Regions from separate parts of the Homo sapiens genome. Here region 1 is linked to region 2. A link is a loop called in an ENCODE intact Hi-C map of the cell type or tissue named here. Cell type or tissue: testis. All regions are shown on one strand. Each heading gives the region's core, and the rest is flanking DNA. Links, peaks and the distances in the headings are about the cores only.

Region 1 (11,017 bases), core at 1,913-6,912, 150 kb after region 2:
TCTATGGGAAAACTGGGCTTGTTTCAGAAGCAAAGGTCAGAGATAGAGAAAGAGCGATTTGAAGATGTGATGCTGGCTTTGAAGATGGCGGAAGGGGCAATGAGCCAAGGAATGCTTCAGCCTGGAAAGCTAGAAAAGGCAAGGAAATGGCTTCTCCCCCACATATAAACTCCAGAGCCCCCAGAAGGAATGCAGCCCTGCTGACCCACTTTACACTTCTGCTCTCCAGTACTGCAAGATAATAAATTTCTGCAGTTTTAAGCCATTAAATTTGTGGGAATTTGTTACAGAGGCAATAGGAAACTAATATGCTATGAGAAGGAGTCAAAAGGTTGAGGGAGTGAAGCTCTACACAGATGCAATCATATTGGTTAATGTGTTCATTCCAAAGTTGAGGGAAGTCTTCATGAGTATCTGTTTTATAATTATGCATCTTAACTTACCTAAGTTATGGTCTTTTTTAAAGTAAAAATATGATACTGGAAACCTTTCAAATACAGTGCGTACACAAGAAAGGTCAATTCAAAAAAGCAGTAGGTGCGGGAAGTGAATGATGAGGTGTTTTTCCCTCATGTATACTGCATTTGAAATACTAATGGAACACTTAGGAAGAGAGGTTCAGGTGCTAGAGAGAGGAGGTGGTAGCTCAGGAAAGAAGGCTAGAATCTTCATAGCAACTTAGTCAATGGGTGAATTAGAGTAGACTGGTGACCAATCCCTGGGTGGGCCCCCAATAAAAGAAAGATAGGCAAAGCCCACAAAGGCAATTGAGGAGTGTACTCAGGTAGAAGAGAACATGGAGAGAATATCTAAGCCATCATTTAAATGTTTAGTCATTTATGGGCATACATTTGAAAGTTCAGAGTGGTGTTAGTCTCAAGAAATTCACTGATAACCCTACTGGCAAAGTATGTGCTATATCACACATACTGAGAGATGAAGCCAGCTGGGCTTCTGGGTCAGGTGGGGACTTGGAGAACTTTTCTGTTTAGCTAAAGGATTGTAAACACACCAATCAGGGCTCTGTGTCTAGCTAAAGGTTTGTAGATGCACCAATCAGCACTCTGTAAAAATGGACCAATCAGCACTCTGTAAAATGGGCCAATCAGCAGGATGTGGGTGGGGCCAGATAAGGGAATAAAAGCTGGCCACCCCAGTCAGCAGCCAGTGACCCACTCGGGTCGCCTTCCACGCTGTGGAAGGTATTTGTTCTTTTGCTTTTCATAATAAATCTTGCTGCTGCTCACTCTTTGGGTCCACACTACCTTTACGAGTTTTAACACTCACAGGGAGGGTCTGTCATTCCTGAAGTCAGCAAGACCACGAACCCACTGGAAGGAAGAAACTCTGGACACATCTGAACATCTGAAGGAACAAACTCCAGACACACCATCTTTTTTTTTTTTTTTTTTTTGAGAGGGAGTCTTGCTTTGTCACCCAGGCTGGAGTGCAGTGGCATGATCTCTACTCACCGCAAGCTCCGCCTCCCAGGTTCACGCAATTCTCCTGCCTCAGCCTCCCGAGTAGCTGGGACTACAGGCGCCCGCCACCACGCCTGGCTAATTTTTGTATTTTTAGTAGAGACGGGGTTTGTGTTAGCCAGGATGGTCTCGATCTCCTGACCTCATGATCTGCCCGCCTCGGCCTCCCAAAGTGCTGGGATTACAGGTGTGAGCCACCTTGCCCGGCCCAGACACACCCATCTTTAAGAGCTGTAACACACTGTGAAGGTATGCAGCCTCATTCCTGAAGTCAGCAAGACCACAAACCCACTAGAGGAAGAAACTCCCGACACATCTGAAGAAACAAACTCCTGACACACCATCTTTAAGAACCGTAGCATTCACCGCGAGGGTCTGCGGCTTCATTCTTGAAGTCAGCGAGACCAAGAACTCACCAGAAGGAACCAATCCCGGACACAATACCAGTACCTAAGTAGACCTTACTAACCCTCCATGGGGGCCCAGACTGGCCCTGCTTGAGTTTTCCTGAAACCTCAGTCACCAGGCTCACAAAGGAAGAGAGAGCAAGGAGGGACCAGGAACTCTGGGTATCTCCTGTCTTGCTCCATTGTGGCAGGGCCAGCCAATTCAAAAGCACCTACTTTCTTAGCTTTGGCCAGTTGCATTTATCTGCAGATTGTATCTGCATCTGAGATAGAGACTTCATGATGAGACTAAATAGATTAGATAGATACATAGGTACATAGATAACATAGATAGGGCCACGCGTGGTGGCTCACGCCTGTAATCCCAGCACTTTGGGAGGCTGAGGCGGGTGGATCACGAGGTCAGGAAATAGAGACCATCTTGGCTAACACGGTGAAACCCCTTCTTTACTAAAAAATACAAAAAATTAGCCAGGCATGGTGGTGCGTGCCGGTTGTCCCAGCTACTCAGGAGGCTGAGGCAGGAGAACTGCTTGAACCCAACAGGTGGAAGTTGCAGTGAGCTGAGATCGCGCCATTGCACTCCAGACTGGGCGATAGAGTGAGACTCCATCTCAAAAAACAAAAAAAAAAAAGATGATAGATAGATAGATAGATGATAGATAGATAGATAGATAGATAGATAGATAGATAGATAGATAGATTAGATAGATAAAGTGGCAGCAGGCACTCTTCTCAAATGGTTAAGTAAATGATTAATACTGTAAGGTTGCTCATGCCACGGCTGTTGCCCTGTCTATCCTGTGTGTGACTCTCCATGCTATAGGAGCTGCCAAGCTGTGGCCTTTTCACCACACTGTTGTCTTAAAACACATCCATCCACTTCTCAGACCTGCAGGTTAAATAAAGGGCATAGAAAATTATGAAAGTCATAATTACTTCTACAGAAAAGGTAATGAGGGTCACAGTGGGAGCTCTATTTACATGTGGCCCTCCAGGGAATATTTTACACATGGTATGTGAAGACCATATTGGTTTGTCTAGCACACTGAGTGTTTAGGTTGGTCCTTGTCACCTCCAGTCTACACTGGAACTGCAAAATGCAACATTTGCTCTCTAAAGCATCATGCCCGTGCTCTGATGTATGCAAAACATCCTTGTTTTTACTGCCATTGAAGGAGTTTAATCTCTCAGGGAGAATGGATTGTGCAACTCGACTTCTTAGTATTCACAAATATTTTAATAATAATAACCTGTGGGTATTTTCTTTATCTGATCTACAAATCAATCTCATTTTCTTTTCAAGCTCTGACCTAAGGAAAGGGCCTTAGATAATTTAGCTATTTATAAGAAAAAAAAAACATATGAACATGCTTTAATAATTCAGCTATAAAATTTAAAGTAGTAAAATATATTCTTGAGGATTCCATTTCTACCCCTAACCAGCACTTGAAATTGGAACTGAATGTCATATTAACATTGTTTCTATATAAGCTCTTATGGGAAACAGCATGGTGCCATCTGTTGGTGAATTCTTGGGTACTGCTAGGCTCTTTGGTATTTCAGATGCTGAGATTGTCTTCATTCATTCAATTATATTAAGCACTTTTTATGTGCCATGAGCTACACTAAGTACTGTTAAGATTAATAAGATATGATGATTCATCAAAATGTAATACAAGAAGTCTGGCATTTATGTTCTATTCCAAAGTTCAGGAATTTCACACACTTGCCCTGCAACACAGATAATGTCACAGTTCTATGTTTTAGGGAACTGTGTGCAATCCATTGTGGTAGTAATGTTAGTAACCCTAAAAACAGATTTTTGTAATCCTAGACCACTTTGTTCACAATGATTTTGTGGGCCAAACCAAATACGGGTACTCCTTTAAAATTCTTAGCATTTCTTATTTCTGATAAAATAAAATAGAAGATGCCTGTGAGCTAATAGATATTTGCAAGATGATTTACTTAGGTCAAAATCTTAATAGAGAATAAAAAGTAGCTACTTTAAAATATATGTTTCCCTTAAACAAACAATATTTCCCTTGAACCCCTATTCCTTGGCACCTCCATTATTCTGCTCCTCTGGAGGGCCAAATTTCTATAACTGATGCTCTAATCCCTACCTAAATTCCCTTTTTAGTCAACTCTGATGAGTTTTTCATGCCATTCCTATTCCCACCCCGCCCTCCCACATACATACACACTGAAACCAACAAGGACACCAACAACTTCCACATTGCTAAATCCAACGGTCAGTTTCCAGTCCACATTGTACATCACCTTACAGCAGTCTCTGAACTGCTGGCTCCCTCTTTTTTCACTTGGTTTCCAGAACACAACATCCTCCCCGGTGTTTTCCCTCTGAGGCTGCTTCCTTTAGAGTCCTTTTTACACCTAGGTCCCCCTCTTCACAAGTGCTACATCATGGAATGCCCCATCCGTTGAATCCTCAAAAAGTTTCTTTTTTTACTATACTCACTTTTTGTCTAAAGCCAGGCGCTACCCAGTAGAAATGCAACGTGAGCCACATATGTAATTTTTAGTTTTCTACTAGCCACATTTAAAAAAAAAAGAACAAGTGAGATTAATTTAATTAGTGTATTATTATTATTTGAGATATGGTTTTGCTCCCATTGCTCAGGTTTTACTCCCATAGCTCAGGGTGGAGTGCAATGGCATTGTATCCGGAATTTGTGGGTTCTTGGTCTCGCTGACTTCAAGAATGAAGCCTCGGACCTTCACGGTGAGTGTTACAGCTCTTAAAGGCGACGCATCTGGAGTTATTTGTTCCTTCCAGTGGGTTCGTGGTCTCGCTAGCCGCAGGAGTGAAGCTGCAGACTTTCTTGGTGAGTGTTACAACTCCTAAACGCAGCGCAGACCCAAAAAGTGAGCAGCAGCAAGACTTAGTGCAAAGACCAAAAGAACAAAGCTTCCACAGTGGGGAACGGCAACCCAGCAGGTTGCCACTACTGGCTCAGGTGGCCTGCTTTTATTCCCTTATCTGGCCCCACCCACATCCTACTGATTGGTCCATTTTACAGAGAGCTAATTGGTCCATTTTGACAGAGTGCTGATTGGTGCATTTACAATCCTTTAGCTAGACACAAAAGTTCTCCCAAGTCCCCTACCAGATTAGCTATACACAGAGCGCTGATTGGTGCATTTACAAACCTTTAGCTAGACACAGAGTGCTGACTGGTGCATTTACAATCCTTTAGCTAGACACAGAGAGCTTATTGGTGCATTTACAAACCTTTAGCTAGACAGAAAAGTTCTCCAAGTGCCCACCCATCCCAGAAGCCCAGCCAGCTTCACCTCTCAATGGCACTCGCAGCCGGGACTTTGCGGCACCTAACCCCAACTTTGCGGCAGCCCAGAGAGAGCTCGTCCCCTGATCAAGCCCAGCAGGCGCCAGCCGGCTGGGACGAGTGCGGGGCCCGCCAATCCCGGGCCCACCCGGAATCGGGCAGGCCGCGAGTTTCCCGCGCAGCCCCGGCTCCAACTGGCATCTCTCCCTCCATACCTCCCCGCAAGCAGAGGGAGCCGGCTCTGGCCGGCTCCTCCAGCACGGCCAGAGCGGAGACGAGGCCGAGGAAGCGCCAAGAGTGAGCCAGGGCTGCTAGCACGTTGTCAGCTCTCAGCATGGTCTTGACTGACTGCAACCTCTGCTTCCCAGGCTCAAGCAATCCTCCTGCCTCAGCTTCCCTAATAGCTGGGACTACAGGCACGTGCCACCATGCACAGGTAATTTTTGTGTTTTCTGTACAGACAGGGTTTTGCCATGTTGCCCAGGCTGGTTTCAAACTCCTGAACTCAAGTGATCCACCCAACTTGGCCTCTCAAAGTGCTGGGATTATAGGCGTGAGCCATCGCGTCTGGCCTAATTTTAATAATATATTTATTAACCAAGGTTATCAAAAGTACTATCTTTTCAACATTTTAATCAATATTAAAAACTATTAATGAGATATTTTACTGTGTTAGTTTGTTTTTTGAGAAGGAGTCTCGCCCTGTCGCCCAGGCTGGAGTGCAGTGTCGCGATCTCGGCTCACTGTAACTTCCGCCTCTAGGGTTCAAGCAATTCTCCTGCCTCAGCCTCCCAAGTAGCTAGGATTATAGGCGAATGCCACCACGCCTGGCAAATTTTTTGTATATTTAGAGACGGGGGTCACCATGTTGGCCAGGCTGGTCTCGAACTCCTGACCTAGTGATCCGCCCGCCTTGGCCTCCCAAAGTGCTGGGATTACAGGTGTGAGTCACCGTGCCCGGCTGATATTTTACATTTTTTATGCCAAGTCTTTGTAAGCTAGGATATATTTTACATTTACAGTACATCTCAATTCAGATGGTACATTTTCATAGGAAATGTAGCTACTGGTAGCTACTGTGTTGGACGGCGCAGCTCCAAATGACTGTTTATTTCCATGGATTTAAATAACATATATATGCTGGTAAACCCCAATTAGACTTTCAGCATGGAGCTCTCCCCTGACTCATTTATTCAATGAGACATCTTACTTAGATATCTAATAAGGCAAATTTAATATTTTCTTTTGTTTTGACATTTTACTGCCTCCTGTGCCTACCCTTGAAGGGGGAAAAGCAGAAGTCTTCTTTGCTTTCTTTCTCTCCCACCCCACAACCAATCCATCAACTCCACTTTCAAAATTACATTCTAAATCTGACCATTTTTCACCCCTTACATTGCCGCCTGGTCAAGCCCCCATCATCTTTCTGCAGCAGCTCCTAACCAGCCTCCCAGCCTGTCTTGCTCCCGTCCTAGGGTCTGTCTTCCACATGGCTCCATAATGGGTGTTGACAATGAAAATTCAAGAATATATCTCTTGCTGATTCAAAATCCTTGTCACTGAGAGCCCAGTGCAGTGGCTTACGCCTGTAATCCCAGTTACTCGGGAGGCTGAGGTGGGAGGATCGCTTCAGCCTAGGAGTTAGAGACCAGCTGGGCAACATAATGAGACATCTCGCACCCCCGACGATCCTCCAAGACTCCTCACCCTCTTCTCAAGGAAAAAAAAAAAAATCCATCACTGTCTTCCTGTCCTGCCTTGAATAACACATTCAGGCCCCGCGTGACCTGGCCCCTGTCTTGTGTCCAGCATCATCACCTCTGATCACTCTACACCTTACCTGTTCCTTATTAGTTGCACTGGCTTTCTTTTTCTTTTTTCTTTTTTTTTTTTTTTTTTTTTTTTTTGAGACAGAGTCTCGCTCTATCCCAGGCTGGAGTGCAGTGGCGTGATCTTGGCTCACTGCAACCTCCGCCTCCTGGGTTCAAGCGATTCTCCTGCCTCAGCCTCTGGAGTAACTGGGACTACAGGCACACGCCACGACGCCCAGCTAATTTTTGTATTTTTAGTAGAGATGGGGTTTCGCCATGTTGGCCAGGATGGTCTCTATCTCTTGACCTCATGATCCTCCCACCTCGGCCTCCCAAAGTGTTGGAATTACAGGCGTGAGCCACCACACCTGGCCCACACTGGCTTTCTTGATGACACCAAGCTCTCACTATCCCCACAGCTTCCCTCTTCTGTCCCCACCCCAATCCACTCAGTCTTCTTGCCGCTGCTTTTTCTTCCTAGCAGCGATCACTGCCTGAGAGTCTAGCCTATGTATGTTTGATTTTGTCTGGCTTCCCCTTCAGGATGTAAACTCCATGAGGGCAGAACTTGGCAAGTTTCTTTAGTTCATCTGTTTACAAAATGTGGTGTCTCCAGCACACAGAACCATGCCTGGCACATGGACTCTCTAAGTAATTATTGAACAAATAATTATTCATGAGTGATATTTAAATAATATATATAATAATGACATGAATAACATTTTTTAATGAGTATTTTGAATCATTTTGTCAGCATTTAAATAACACTTGGTCTGATCATTCCTCTGGTTTGGAGAATGTCACTCTTCATATCAGTTAACAGCTGATGAGAAAGGGAAGCAGGAACGCCCATTCCTTCCCCTAGATGCCAGAGGCAGCCAAGGGACACTGCCTGCCTCCAGCTTCTAGTCAGAGCTAGACAAAGTGCCAGGCAGCTACACAATGCCTGGGGTGCCAGTCTTTAAAGGGTGCTCACATATCAGCAAAGAAAAGTCAGAAATCAGGTGCTAAATAACTCAGGTCTGCAAACAGGACTTCAGATCTAACTAGCAATATGTAATGTATCCTCTTCCCTCAGAAACAGATAGTGCTCTAGAGTAGAAATAACAGGACATTCTTTGCTGATCTCATCTAACACAGCTAAATCAATGCAGGAGAAGCACCTAAAGAGTAGGTGCTTTCCTTAGAAGGGGCACCAAATGATTACCCGTCACCCATGCAACACAGGTTGACCCCACTCCTAGACCCCTCAGAAATGGAGACTCCCACTACCACCATACCCACTTCTCCTTTTTGGCCTTTTAAGAGTCAGCATGACTTTGGGAGGCCGAGGCGGGCAGATCACAAGGTCGGGAGATCGAGACCATCCTGGCAGACATGGTATACCATGTCTCTACTAAAAACAATGAAAAAAATTAGCTGGGTATGGTGGCACTTGCCTGTAGTCCCAGCTACTTGGGAGGCTGAGGCAGAAGAATTGCTTGAACCCAGGAGGCGGAGGTTGCAGTGAGCTGAGATCGCACCACTGTACTCCAGCCTGGGTGACAGAGCCAGACTCCATCTCAAAAAAAAAAAAAAAAAAGAGTCAACATGGTAGAAGGGCTAAGAATACAGACTTCAGGAGTGATGCTACCCTAACTGAAATCCCAGCTTTGCCACTTATTAGCTGTGTGGACTTGGGCAAGTTACTTGGTCTCTCTGTGCCTCAGTTTCATTCTAAGAGTACCTACCTAATATGCTTTCTGTGAGGATTAAATGAATTAATGTATGTCAAACGCTTTCATGGCACATTAAAATGCTACATCAGTGTTGCTTACATTATGGTTGATATCTTCACTTTTAGCAGAGAACAGGATGGGGAAGGGCATCCATTTAGATAGGAAGTGTTTAAAGATAACTTTCATCTCATCACTATACATTATATGTATCACATCATCACTACGTACCACATAAATATGTACACTTATGTGTTGATTTAAAATTTTAATTTAAAAACCTTAATTAAAAGAAAGATAACTTTCATCAGCTTCCAACTTTTAATTTTCATTCAAGTTATTTTTCCAGCACCTACTCTCAATGATTCTTACACATTTATTTTAAAAAAGGAAATAAGGCCGGGCACAGTGTCTCATGCCTGTAATCTCAGCACTTTGGGAGGCTGAGGCAGGTGGATCACCTGTGGTCAGGAGTTCAAGACCAGCCTGGCTAACATGGTGAAACTCTGTCTCTACTAAAAATACAAAAAAAATTAGCCAGGCATGGTGTGTGCACCTGTAATCCCAGCTACTTGGGAGGCTGAGGAGTGAGAATCACTTGAACCTGGGAGGTGGAGGTTGCAGTGAACGAAGATTGCACCACTGCACTCCAGCCTGGGCAAGACTCTGTCTCAAAAAGGAATGATAATAATAAGGAGAATAAAAGCATAATATAATCTTGTGCCAAAATTGTGGTGCCAAACCCAGGAGATGAAAAAGATACACTGTATTTACAGGGGTCAGAGTGGTGTGACTCACGGTGTTTTTATCAGTGACCCATGTGAAATACTAAATTTCATTTAAAAATCAACTCATAGAAGAATATTTCATAATATGAAGGAATATCAATAGTGTATTATTTAGAATAACAAGGAAATGATGAAACGGAATGTATGGTGAGATCCAATTTGAATTTTAAAATGTATAGAGATGCATGAAAGTCCAGCACAGTGGCTCACGCCTGTAATCCCAGCACTTTGGGAGGCCGAGGTGGGTGGATTGCTTGAACCCAGAAATTCGAGACCAGGCTGGGCAACATGGCGAAACCGTCTCTACAAAAAATACAAAATTAACTGGCCGTGGTGGTACACACCTTTAGTCCTAGCCACTTGGGAGGCCAAGGCAAGCAGATTGCTTGAGTCCGGAAAGTCAAAGCTGTAGTGAGCCAAGATCCTGCCATTGCACTCCAGCCTGGGTGACAGAGCGAGATCCTGTCTCAAAAAAAGAAAAAAAGAAAAAAAAAAAAGAAAGAAAGAAAAAGAAAGGAGAAGAGGAGAGGGAGGGGAGAAGAGGGAAGTGGAGGGGAGGGGAGGGAGGAAGGAAGGAAGGAAGGGGAAAAAGAGAGAGAGAGAGGGAGGGAAAGAGAAAGAGGAAGGAAGGAAGGAAAAAAGAAAAAGAAAGAAAGAGAAAGAGGAAGGAAGGAGGAGAAAGAAAAGAAAGAAAAAGAGAAAGAAAGAGAAAGGAAGGAAGAAAAAAGAAAGAAAGAAAGAGAAAGAAAGAAAAGAGAGGAAGGAAGGGGAAAGAAAGAAAGAGAGAAAGGAAGGAAGGAGGAAAGAGAAAGAAAGAAGAGAGAGAGACTGGAGGGATAATATCAAAATGCTGGCAGCAATTATCTTGGGTTATTTTCTTTCTTGTTGGTACTCAAAACTGTTTTTCAATATTTATTTAACTGGCATGACATGCATTACTTCTAAACTGGGGAGACTCTTATTCATAAATATAGTATTCTGTTTTAAATAGTATTCTGTTTTAAAGGCATCTGAGAGATGTTCTATTTCAGTGGCTCTCTCTGTGAAGTGTGGGTGAGGGTTTTCATCTTGACCAGGCATTTAGGGCCAGATATGCTAATGATATTGAAGTCCTTCAGAGCAAAGAATTTTCCCACCCAAACTGTTCTGGCAGCCTTATTGACAAAGTTGCATCTGACTCACCTGTTTTACATCAAGGAAACTGAGGTCCAAAGAAGTGACAGCCCAGGGTAAAAAAGCAAGTTAGTTCTAAGTCAAAACTGGAGGCTAGCTCCCTGATTCCTAGTTCAGGACTGTCTCCATTTTCCTACTTCATGGAAAAGCTGAGACTTGAGGTGGGTTAGGAGAATGGTAGTATAGTAGGCTGAAAAATGACCACCCAAAGACATCAGGTCCTAATTCCTATAAACTTTACCCTTTACCTTATAAAGGAAAAAGGCTTTTGCAGATGAGATCAAGGATTGTGTTACTCAGTTTGGGCTGCTGTAACAAAATACCATAA
Region 2 (11,017 bases), core at 2,801-7,800:
GAGTCTTAAAGCTAAAGTGACACAATCAGAAATATTCAGCTATTTAAGGCATTTCGAGAGTTGTTCGAGGTTCTCCCACAATACCCACTGGCCCTCTCAGTGGATTTAGTCCTGTATTAAAGTTTGTTCTTCTGTGAGCACTGGTCCCATAAACATGCTCTAAACCCTAAAAAGTTCTGTGATTCAACGAGTTTGGGGCACATAGCATGTAGCCCCTTCGAGATCCACTGTGCACACTGGCATTTTAAAGTCCCCGAGGATTATTCCAGCAAGACAAGCTCTGTTGCTTTGCTCAGTCCAGTGTTTGCCAAACTTACTTGAGTTCTGGACCGTTCTTCCTTGCAGCACCTATGAATACCTATGAAGGTGTTCTGGAAAACCTTCTGGGTTAGGGTAGATCTTGCAGCATGTGGAAGGTAAGTGAGGTAGAATATGAGATATGAACATGGGAATAACTACAGTTTTATTCAGAAAGAGGAAAGATGAAGATGCAAGACTAGAGACTTATTAATGTCACTAGCAAAATAGTATTATTAGACAAAAATATCTTGTTCTTTAAAACGAATGCCAAAAGAGATTGGTGGTTGTTACACTGATTTCCTACTGCTATTGTTACCAACATCAACTTTATTAAACCCAGAATGCTTAATTAAATCATTTTACCCTCTGTTTGTTTTCCAGGACACTGTAATTTATGATCGACTGGCAGAGACGTCAAAATACAAAGAAATTACCCTAAAACATTTAGAGCAGTTTGCTACAGAAGGTAAGTGTAATTTGGCAATAAAGCATGATTAAAATACAAAGAAATCATATACTTCTGATACCTTGCAGGATCCTTATTATTATTAGACTTAGAGATTCCTAAAGTAAGATATCAGCTGTTGGCAATTTAGATTTTACTATATGCTGTTCCCAGCCTGTGTTTTTATTTTACTTTCCTAAAACTATATTTATTAAAATTTTGAGCAACTTTGTCCCCACGTTTTAGATGGTAGGGCCTATAAATGTTTTACTTTTAGAGTGGATCATATTTACCATTTAGATACTTCACTTTGTATCTCGAGCAATTCATTAGGAAAAGAAGCAAGACTCAAAAAAAAAAAACAGATATTCTAATCTGAATAAGAAAGAAGAAATAAACCTAAACTGTTAAAATAGCTATTAAATTTAGTTTCAACTCAGGACTTTCTATTAAAAACTTACGTAACTATTAAAATTGTTATTCAATTTATTACAACTCAAGACTTTTTTAGAGAGCCCCTACCACACGCCAGGCTCTGTGTGAGGCCTGAGAATCCAAAATAGGATAAACAAGCTTTGCTCTGTCTCTCTGTCCTCCTGAAATATATTATGTGCAAGGCAAAGCAGTACATAGTCTAGAGAGAGGATCTAGGTTAGATGAAAGGCAGCGAGGGTTGTTAAACATGAGAGTCAGTTACTACAAGAATTTGTAGTCTTATCTCGTACTTAACAATGGTAGTTATAGCTGAATCTAAATCTCCAGTCTCAGTTTTCACTCCTATCTGTTTCAGCTGGAACTGTTGCCAGTGGCACCAAACTGACCTAATCAAATACTTTTTCCCGTTAATTCAGGCAGAGAAAAGATAGGAATGTTTTTTAAAACACTAGGCAAAAACAAAAGCCAAAACAAAAAAAAAGATGGCTTTTGAAAAACCTCTGTGCAGTTCTTCAAAATGTAAAAGCATGGAAACATATATATTCATAGGATTCAGATTCCATAAAGCCCAGCCTCAGTCCTTGGCAGGTGCAACCTACCCAGCATACAACACAGGTTCTTTTTGTTTTGGAGGAGAGCTGAGGGCATCTTTCTCCTCTCTAGATGTGATGTTAAAGATACTCAACTCATAGATTTTAATGGTTTGGCCCCCACCTCTACCCTATTCTTTCTGTCCCTGGGCTGGATGACACTTCTCCCCATGACTACCCTCCAGTAAGTTTTCCAGCCAAGTTTCCAAGAGAGAAAAACATGTCCTAAGATGGCCTCAGGGATTTAAGTTCCACTCTCAGTGATCTGGCAATACACCACCCTTTCTTGGAAGGTAGAGTTCTCTGGGAACTTTGTATGTTCCTTGCTTCTTACTTCTGATGTGTTCCCTTAAACACATTTTGTCTTGAGATCACTAAGCCTAGCATCTGGTCCTAGTCATTCTAAGAGTTAAATGACCTGGAGTGAGGGCGTTGTCTTCTTGTGAACCTAGATATCTAACTGCTTCCTTGGGTAGCTGACAAGTGTTTTGGCCTCTCCTTTCTTCCAATGCATCTACTCTTTTCTGGCTGAGAGAGATGTGAGTTACGAAATTGGCAGGCACCAGACACAGGGTGGGTCACTTTACATATCAGCTTTGATTGTTTTCCCGGGGTATATCTGCTGGCAGTTCTTTTTTGCCACTATCCCTCAACTATACTTAGACTTTTAAACTACAGATTTATGATGACAAAGAATAGTAATAAATGCAGTCATATATCCTAGTAAGAGGAAGGTGGCTTTCCCAGTAGACCCCACCAGGGTCTCTCTTCCTTTGTAAACATCTGTGAGGCCTCTATAATAAGTCAGCCACTATGCTTGGTACTGAAGAACTCTGGGTCCCTGCTTTCCAAGTGCTTTAATAGAGGAGACACACAAGAAAAACTGTAAAACATTGTCACTCACGCTGTAGGAGTGTTACTGCCTTTGGTATCTAGGTGAGAGGAGGGTGCATCAAAGAGCTGATTTTCAGAGCTGAGTCTTAAACTGCTTGCAAGGCAGACAGTGGGCAGTCGTTGGGAAAAGCAGAATGGAGAAAAAGTTACCAGCATGTGCAAAGACCCCCCTATGTGGGAAGTGAATGGCAGGGAATGAGAGTGAAGGCACCTGATGAAACATGTATAAGCCGTGCTTTGGGGCTTAAATTTTGTCCTGGGGAAAAATTGGAAGATTCGAAGCAAAGAACTGCTTGATAAGATTCAGATTTTAGAAACGCCACACTATGCATGGAAGATGGATTAAAAGGGTTGGGAATTAGAAGCAGGGTACCAATTTTAAAGACCAGGGGAACATTAATCTACATTTTATACTAAGTTTTTGTCATAATTTAATTGGACTTCATCATATTGTTTGTATGGAATCACTTTTTTCAAAATGGGACTTTGTGAAATAAAAACAGAAACCTCAGACTTCTGAAGAAAATCTTTGGTGTGTTGGGGTGATGTATGCTATCTTTTTCAGGGTTAAGAACTTTATGTTTTGCTGTGGCTGAGATTTCAGAGAGCGACTTTCAGGAGTGGCGAGCAGTCTATCAGCGAGCATCTACATCTGTGCAGAACAGGCTACTCAAACTCGAAGAGAGTTATGAGTTGATTGAAAAGGTACGTGGATGATTCTGTTGATCATACAGAGGGTTTGGTTTCCAGATAGTTTTGATCTTTATTCAAGGAACCAATGGAATAAAAATCAAAATATCTTGACATACCATTCACTATTGAATACCCTCTCATCATCTAAGCATTAACAAGTATTAATATGCATTAAAATATTGCTGAGAAGCCTTTGGGGTTAGACATTACTTTGTATAGATCTTCACTCTTTTCACAATTTTGGATCAAGGTTTGGCCAGTCTGGCAATCTCCTTGCCAATGTATTTCAGTTTCTGGATCTCTGAGGATATGGAACATGCCCCTACACACACGCACACATTACATACATGACATGTGTGCTTTGAGTTAATAACTATAATATGCAATGCAATATAAAATAGTACTGTAATCACACAGCTTGCATAGCTGATAATATATATGAGAGTAATCCAGTGCTTACACTTGTCCAGTCATTGTGACAAACATATACCTGTATTATTTCTGTCGCAGCTGTAAATGTTCTCATTTTACAGATAAAGAAACCATTGTGACAAACATATACCTGTATTATTTCTGTCACAGCTGTAAATGTCCTCATTTTACAGATAAAGAAACCAAGGCTATTAAGCCAGAAAGTGATGGATACATTATGATCGATGCTGTATAAATAGCAAGAATCTTGCTTCCTTAATTAAGAAAACATTTTTGTGTAGCTCTTGCCGTGTGCCAGGTGCTGTTCATAGCACTTTCATCTATTAATCTAGTCCTCACAACATCCCTTTGAGGTGCTAATTATTCCTGTCTTATAGATGAAGAATCCAAGGTAACAGAGAGGGTAAGTAATTTGGCTGAGAGTACACAGCTTCTAATAGGGGGAGCCAGAATCCTCACTCTTCCTCCAGTATTCATGCTCTAAATCATTCAAGTGACTTCATTCTAACCTCTAGCTTGCCATTAGATAACTCTTCAATAGCACTCATGTTTGTATTGCATAGAATCAAACTAGCCTGTCCGCTGCGGTTTACTTGATCTTTTCTCCAGGTAAGTAAAGGCTGATACTTTGTTCTTCTTTCCTCTCTATCGAACTGTGTACTTCGTCGTGCCTCTGTCTTGAAAGGTGGCTGGTGCCACCAGTACCTCCCTGGACTATTTCCCCCCTCTGCTCCTCACGTCCCCTCCCTTTATGTAATGTGGGGATGCCATGTTCTAGCTGCAGATGGTTTTCTTTATTGCACAAGGTTACCATATGCAACTCGAGATATTGGTGTCCTGTCTCCTCAACAGATTATCACTTTTTATGGAAGGTGATTGTTTCTCATATAGCCTTTGTATTTTGTAAGGGGAAGATACCTAAATATAAATATAAGCTCACATATATCATACCTGTATATATAGAGATAGATATGTAGATATATCTAGATATCTCCTCCTTATATTTGAACTTTTTATTCTGCTTACTTATGAAAAGACATGGGATAGCATGTATGGTGTCTTCCAGCATGATACTCCCACCCTAAATGTTATAGGTATACACACACCAGGAGACTTGTTATCAGTTGACTTATTTCAATGTCTCTCTTGCCTATCTTCCCCACTTCTTCCCTCCCCACTCCCTCCACCTTCTCGCTCTCCATTTCCTAACATATTTATATATGATTATGTCTTTGGGGCATTTATGTAGTAAAATAAAATAATCTGAGGCCATAATCACAATCTCTTTTAATCTGCCCAACTAAAGTCACATATCTTAAAGCATTAGTGCTATTGATTTTTAATCTTTGCTTCTGTTACTCTTTTAAGAATTAAAAAAAAAAAATCCAGTTTGGAAATGATGTTTTTCCTGTCTCTGAATATAAGGCAGCCTTGCCTTGCCTTATAATCCTCATGAGACAGAATTAATATGTAATGTCAGAATAAAAAAATCTATTTGAAAATGGATTCTAAACATATTAAATTGTTTCCACTTGAAGTACAACTTCAGTTCTAGAGTAGAATGTTTAATGTACCTAATATCCTTACTCTCTGGATGCCCTAGAGTTTTTTATAGATTAGATTTTCTAGGTTTAACAGTTTTGTTTCTTGTTCTTTTAATAACTGATTAAAAGCCTTGCAACCTCCAGCTTTTAACTGAACTAGATGTTCAACGTTTTCCCAGCAGATGGCGATCATGAGCTACATTAAAATTTAAGTTGACTGAGGCACTCCATTAAAAGTGGGGAGAGTGTGTGTATACACATATACACATGCATCTATATATGTGTCTATATGCATCCATGTAAACTACATATAGTTTACAGATGACAGAAACCTCCCTTATGACTGTTTTTTACCTAAAATAAATGAAAACGGGAATTTATAACTAATTTGTCTTCACTTCATAGTAAGCCATGCTCTCTGTTGTTGAAAATCTAAGATCCGGAAAGATTAAGAGATTGGGTCATTTACTCAGCCAGCCTGCTCCAAATGAAGACTGATTCTGTGTCCATCTCTACTCCTGAAACTGGAGCTTCATTTGGTGATCTATTTAAATAACTTTCATCAAGCAGTTCATGTTTACATGCTCATGCACAAGCAAATGAGACTGTGGCCCTCTGGGTACCACGGTCTGAGCAAATTCCCTAAATGAAGAAATCTTAAGGAACCCAAAAAGGTGGCCCACAAATTTGACCTGAAGGAAGCTTTTGGAGAGGTGGTAATTTTTGAAATGGGCCTCCAAGGATTATTTTACCAGTTGGAGGAGAGCAGACATCATTGTAGGGAAAAAGAATAGACAAAATAGAACAGATGTGATGGCTCACACCTGTAATCCCAGTATTTTGGGAGACCAAGGTGGGAGGATCATTGAGCCCAGGAGTTTGAGACCAGCCTGGGGGAACATAGGGGGAGACTCCATCTCTGTAAATAATTTTTAAAAATTAGCTGGATGTGGTAGCATGCACCTGTGGTCCCAGCTACTCAGGAGGCCTAAGGCAGGGAGAATTGCCTGAGCCCAGGAGACTGAGGCTGCTGTGAGCTGTGAAAGTACCACTGCACTCCAGCCTGGGTGACAGAGTGAGACCCTGTCTCAAGGTAAAAATAAATAAATATATAAATAACACAGGGATCTTTGTGACCAAGCTGTTTTTCTGAAGTGTTTCCATTAACTGTGATCATAGGAGGACTGTAGGATTTTTAATATAGAGAGCCAGGGTTATATCACTTCTTTCTTGATCTCAGATTCTATTCTTTGTTAAAATCAGCTGGGATTAGGGTTCAGAAGTTGTGATTTACTGCCATTAAAACCACTCTAGTGAGGCAAGTTTCAGCGTGTCAGACCACAGATTCTTCCAGAATGTTACCCTGGCTTTAAATTGAGCAAATACAGTCCTAGGGTTCATCCATTGTCTTCTTCCTTACCTGCTTTAACTGAGACATGCTGTTTATGCAATCTATTTTTTATGTGATTGGAATCTATTTTTACGTAGACCATAATATTGGACTTAGCATGTCATTATTGGACTTAGCATGTCAGACAGTGAATCTTTAAACTGTGAGGGTCGTTTTCACATCTTTTATTTTTTAAGAACAGAATTTTCCAAGCAAACATTGCCTGAATCATAATATATATAATTGACGAAAGCAGGACTGCTTTGGCTGGAGTAAGAGTAGAGAGGAGATCCAAACTGGCTTTCCCCTCAGCCTCCACCTTGCCCTCGTGGGTGCTCCAGGCAGGGCTTGTTGTGACTCTGAGGATCCACTAAGCACAGTTTGAAAACCATGTATTACATTTGTATGTGGACTTTTAGAAAACAAATTCCTCAAAAGATCAGTACATCATTGTGCCCGTATGCAAGATGTTTCTGAACATATTTGAATTGATATGTCATTGCCACATTAATGGTAGTATTATATTCACAACATTCAAAATGTAAAAGATTTGTAAAGTTTTTCCTAAAATAATAATTTAGTACAAAATAAGAGGAAATGTTATAATAGGATTAAGGTTATACTTTTAAATGCTGCTCTCTGCCTCTTGTTCCTCCAATGTTTGTTCAAACTGGTAATTCAGTTTTTAAAACTAAGTTGAATCCTTATTCCTTTGGGTAGTGTAACTCCTAGCATAAGCTGAAAAAAATATCCAAATAGACCAAAAATATACAACAAGGCATTTATCCTTTGGTTGTGATGCTTAGTTACTCAGGTATGTTACTACCCAGCACACTGAGCACTAGAATGTGCTGCCTTCACTCTTGGGGAACACTATGGGAAGGAGGATATGGAAAGTGAAAAAGCCCACCGGCTATTGTTATCCCTATTGACAGTCATCTCGAGATGAGAGGATTTAGGACTTTTAAATCTATCTATAAAATATAATTATCAGCTCTGTTCCAAAACTGTACTGTTTGAGCTCCAATACTTGCATTCATATGGTAAGCTTTTCAGGACATTTCTAAAAATTTTAACACTGAGAGTTGTTTCACGAATCAGTTGCCGACACATCTATTTTGTTTATTTTTTCTTTTGCTGTTACTAAATAAATCAAGAGGTGACATTGATTAGTAGGAAGGCCTAACTTGTTCAGGAATAAGAAAGCTCACATGGTTAGAATGCAGATGGGATTATCATATGGGATATTTCAGTTGTCTTGACTCACTTTGCGAAGAATTGCAGGTTCACATTGGGCATTGTGGACAGTAACACCTCTTAGTCTCTTTTTGTCACCACTTGAGAGAATTTACAGTGGTCTCATTCTTTAGACAACAAACTTGACCTGTTTTATCTCACCCTCGTTCTTTTGAAAGGTAGTCAACATATTAGGACTCATAATTTTAGATTGGGAAACCACTTATAGTGTCAGCCTATATTTTTTAAATCAGAATTTGTTTTTTTTTTTTTTTTTTGAGACGGAGTCTCACTCTGTTGCCAGGCTAAAGTGCAGTGTCGGCTCAGTGCAACCTCCGCCTCCTGGGTTCAAGCGATTCTCCTCCCTCAGCCTCCTGAATAGCTGGGACTACAGGCGCCCGCCACCACACCCAGCCAAATTTTTGTATTTTTAGTAGAGACGGGGTTTCACCATGTTGGCCAGGATGGTCTCGATCTCCTGACCTCGTGATCCACCCCCCCTTGGCCTCCCAAAGTGCTGGGATTACAGGCCTGAGCCACCGTGCCTGGCCTAAATCAGGTTTTTAAATTAAAATTTTGTATTTCCTCAAGAAGAATTGTAAATAACAGAATAATTATGAAGTTCCTTGTTTCATTGGCAGGGGTTTCTCTGAAATTTCTCACCTTTGATCTGTCACTTTAATATATCAGGAGCCAGGGTGATATCACTTCTTTTTGGTCTGAGCTTCTATTCTTTGTTAAAATTTGTTTACTTTTATTCTAACTTATTTCTAAGACACATAAATTATGTTTTGTCTCATATTCATACTATGCTACTAGATTCCTTTGAAAATTAATAGTATAGAAGTCTCTGGTCTTTCTTCCTTATTTTATAATTAAACCATTGTTTGAAATATGAAGGCGTGCCTTCGTGGAATACATAATTTTTTGAAAATGTTTAATATTTATTTGCTTCAATAGAAAAATACAATTATGTCTTTAGTACTGCATAGATTACCTACTAATAATTTCTGTGTTTCTGAAAGTAAATCATTTATCTTGAGAATTACAGAAAACAGCGTAAGCTATAATACCTGCCTAGATTCATCACTGATTAAAGCAGTATTTCCCTGGTGATAAGATTTTTATTTTTCTCTTATTATGATGCGTGGATTGGGAAACTTTTTTTTTTAATGGAAACTTATCCAATGCTTTTATCTGTTCAAGTTTTTCTAAAATAGGTTATGGGTTAGAGGATCATTTCTGAGCTTAAGAGTAAACTCAGAACACTGTAACTCTGCTGTCAAGCCTTTTTTGATCAGATAGCAATGTTGTGTTTTATGTGCATTTTGTAGTTTGTGATTGATGTATGTCATCCACTAGATTGAAGTTTCACGAAAGCAGGGACTGTGTTTATCATATTTATCACTGTGTCTCCAGCGCTTGACTGACTAGCCTATGTTAACCACTCAATAAATATTTGATGAATAAATGAATTATTCATTTAAATAATTAATTCAGAAGTTGGAGCTTAATAAGTACTTGCTTAATGAAAGCCTGCCCCCTATTAACAAATCTAGTTCATGCTTTCCATGCATTGAAGGCACTGGTATCAAATGTGCTATCACTAAGGATTAATTTAGGGGTATGTTAGAAAAGAAGCCAATAATTTTACAGAAGGCATTCTTTAGAAGTTTAGATTCGTTCATTTATAAAACCTGTCTTCAAAGTTACTTGATATATAAATGTGAGAAAATCATGGGTTGGAAAGATTCAGCAACAAATATCTGAGCACCGCTGCGTGGCAGGTTCTGTTCTAGGCTCTAGGGCTCAGCAGGGAGAGGATAGAAGAATTTCTGCCTTTTGTTTCAGTGGTGGGAGATAGGTAGTGAACTTGTAAACTAAAACAATGTCATTCCAGAGAGGCTTTAGTGCCCTGGGCACTGAGATAAGGCACTAAGATAGGACAGTGAGGTAGTGATCCTTTTTTACATTATTTCCTTTACCCCTCCCCAAAACGTGGTTGACATTTGGGGGATGGTTAAAGAGTCCCTTGATGTGGCGTAATATAGATCAACCATTACACTCAGTGTGACTAAACAACAATTTAGTGCCCTTTGCAACATATGGCAACAAATGGTTTAGAGGATTCCTAGAGAAATATAAAACTTAATGGAAAACAGGACTTTTCTTGAGCATTCATGACTGCCAAGTTCACAGTAACTTCTGTATTAGAATGGAATGCTTCTTCAGATAAAACTACCACATCTATTCTTAGTAGCTGCACATATCACTTTCATTTGTGCTAAAAATGAAATGAAAATTTACATGATGTATGGGTGATTTCGTGGTTTAAAATTCCAGTAGTTTCCTGTTCTATTTGCTTAAGAACATTTATAGTTAGCTCATTTAATTAGACCTGCCACTTTCTGAGCATTTACTAAGCTCCGCAATTTTCACTCTTTACCCTGATTATTTAGTTGGAGGGCCTCTAAAGTGAGACACAACGTGATCCATTGGGGTAAGCAAGAAAATATTAGAACTTCTATTTGTTTTATTTCATCTTTTTTAGTTTTTGCATTTTATAATGTGAATAATTTATTAATTTTAACAATGTTTTACAAAAATATAACTGTGTCATAAGTACGTATTCAACATTTTTTCCTAGTATACTCAAAAATGTTTGTGAGATAACTGGTGTAATTTCATCTGCAGAACATCCTTATTAAATCTACGTTATTAGGTTTATCTTGCTGTTGTGAAAGTTGATTCTTAGGTAAGTTAAGTTACTTGCTCAGGGACCCATATCCAGTGGTTGGCAGAGCAGGGATGCAAATCCCTGTTCTGTCTTAATTCCAGATCCCATGCTAATAATCTGTAAGTTACGTTGCCAACTTGCTTTTGAAGAAAGCAAGAATGTGTATAAAATATTGGAGACTTGAAAAATAAAATGAAATCAATTGTGCAGTTGCATAATCACTAGATCACTCAGGGTGAGAAGTGGGGCTCATCAGCCTGTTTGAGACTCAGCTACTTAGTGAGGCAGCCTCTATGTACTCTATGTACTGTATTCCATTTT

Evidence for each region. Peaks named below come from ENCODE experiments on the same cell type or tissue, not always from the same donor. Only the 100,000 strongest peaks of a DNase experiment are listed, where the experiment ranks them.
Region 1: a loop joins it to region 2, with 2.4 times the contacts of the local background. A loop is called at or near these places in 78 of 110 quality-filtered maps.

Annotation. Positions count from the first base shown.
Region 1 is chr4:42,364,035-42,375,051 of GRCh38, reverse strand. All of the region lies in intron 1 of LOC105374428 (a long non-coding RNA gene), which reads left to right. Among named protein-coding and RNA genes, the nearest start is that of SHISA3, 28 kb to the left of the region's middle. In testis, for the core only: a CTCF peak has its summit at 3,409 (motif pointing left); DNase peaks (open chromatin) are centred at 3,413 and 4,881; H3K4me3 peaks cover 1,091 bases.
Region 2 is chr4:42,514,512-42,525,528 of GRCh38, reverse strand. It overlaps ATP8A1 (ATPase phospholipid transporting 8A1), which reads left to right. Exons shown (of 37, transcript NM_006095.2): 21 at 682-766; 22 at 3,230-3,369. Among named protein-coding and RNA genes, the nearest start is that of SHISA3, 120 kb to the right of the region's middle. In testis, for the core only: a CTCF peak has its summit at 5,484 (motif pointing right); a DNase peak (open chromatin) is centred at 5,508.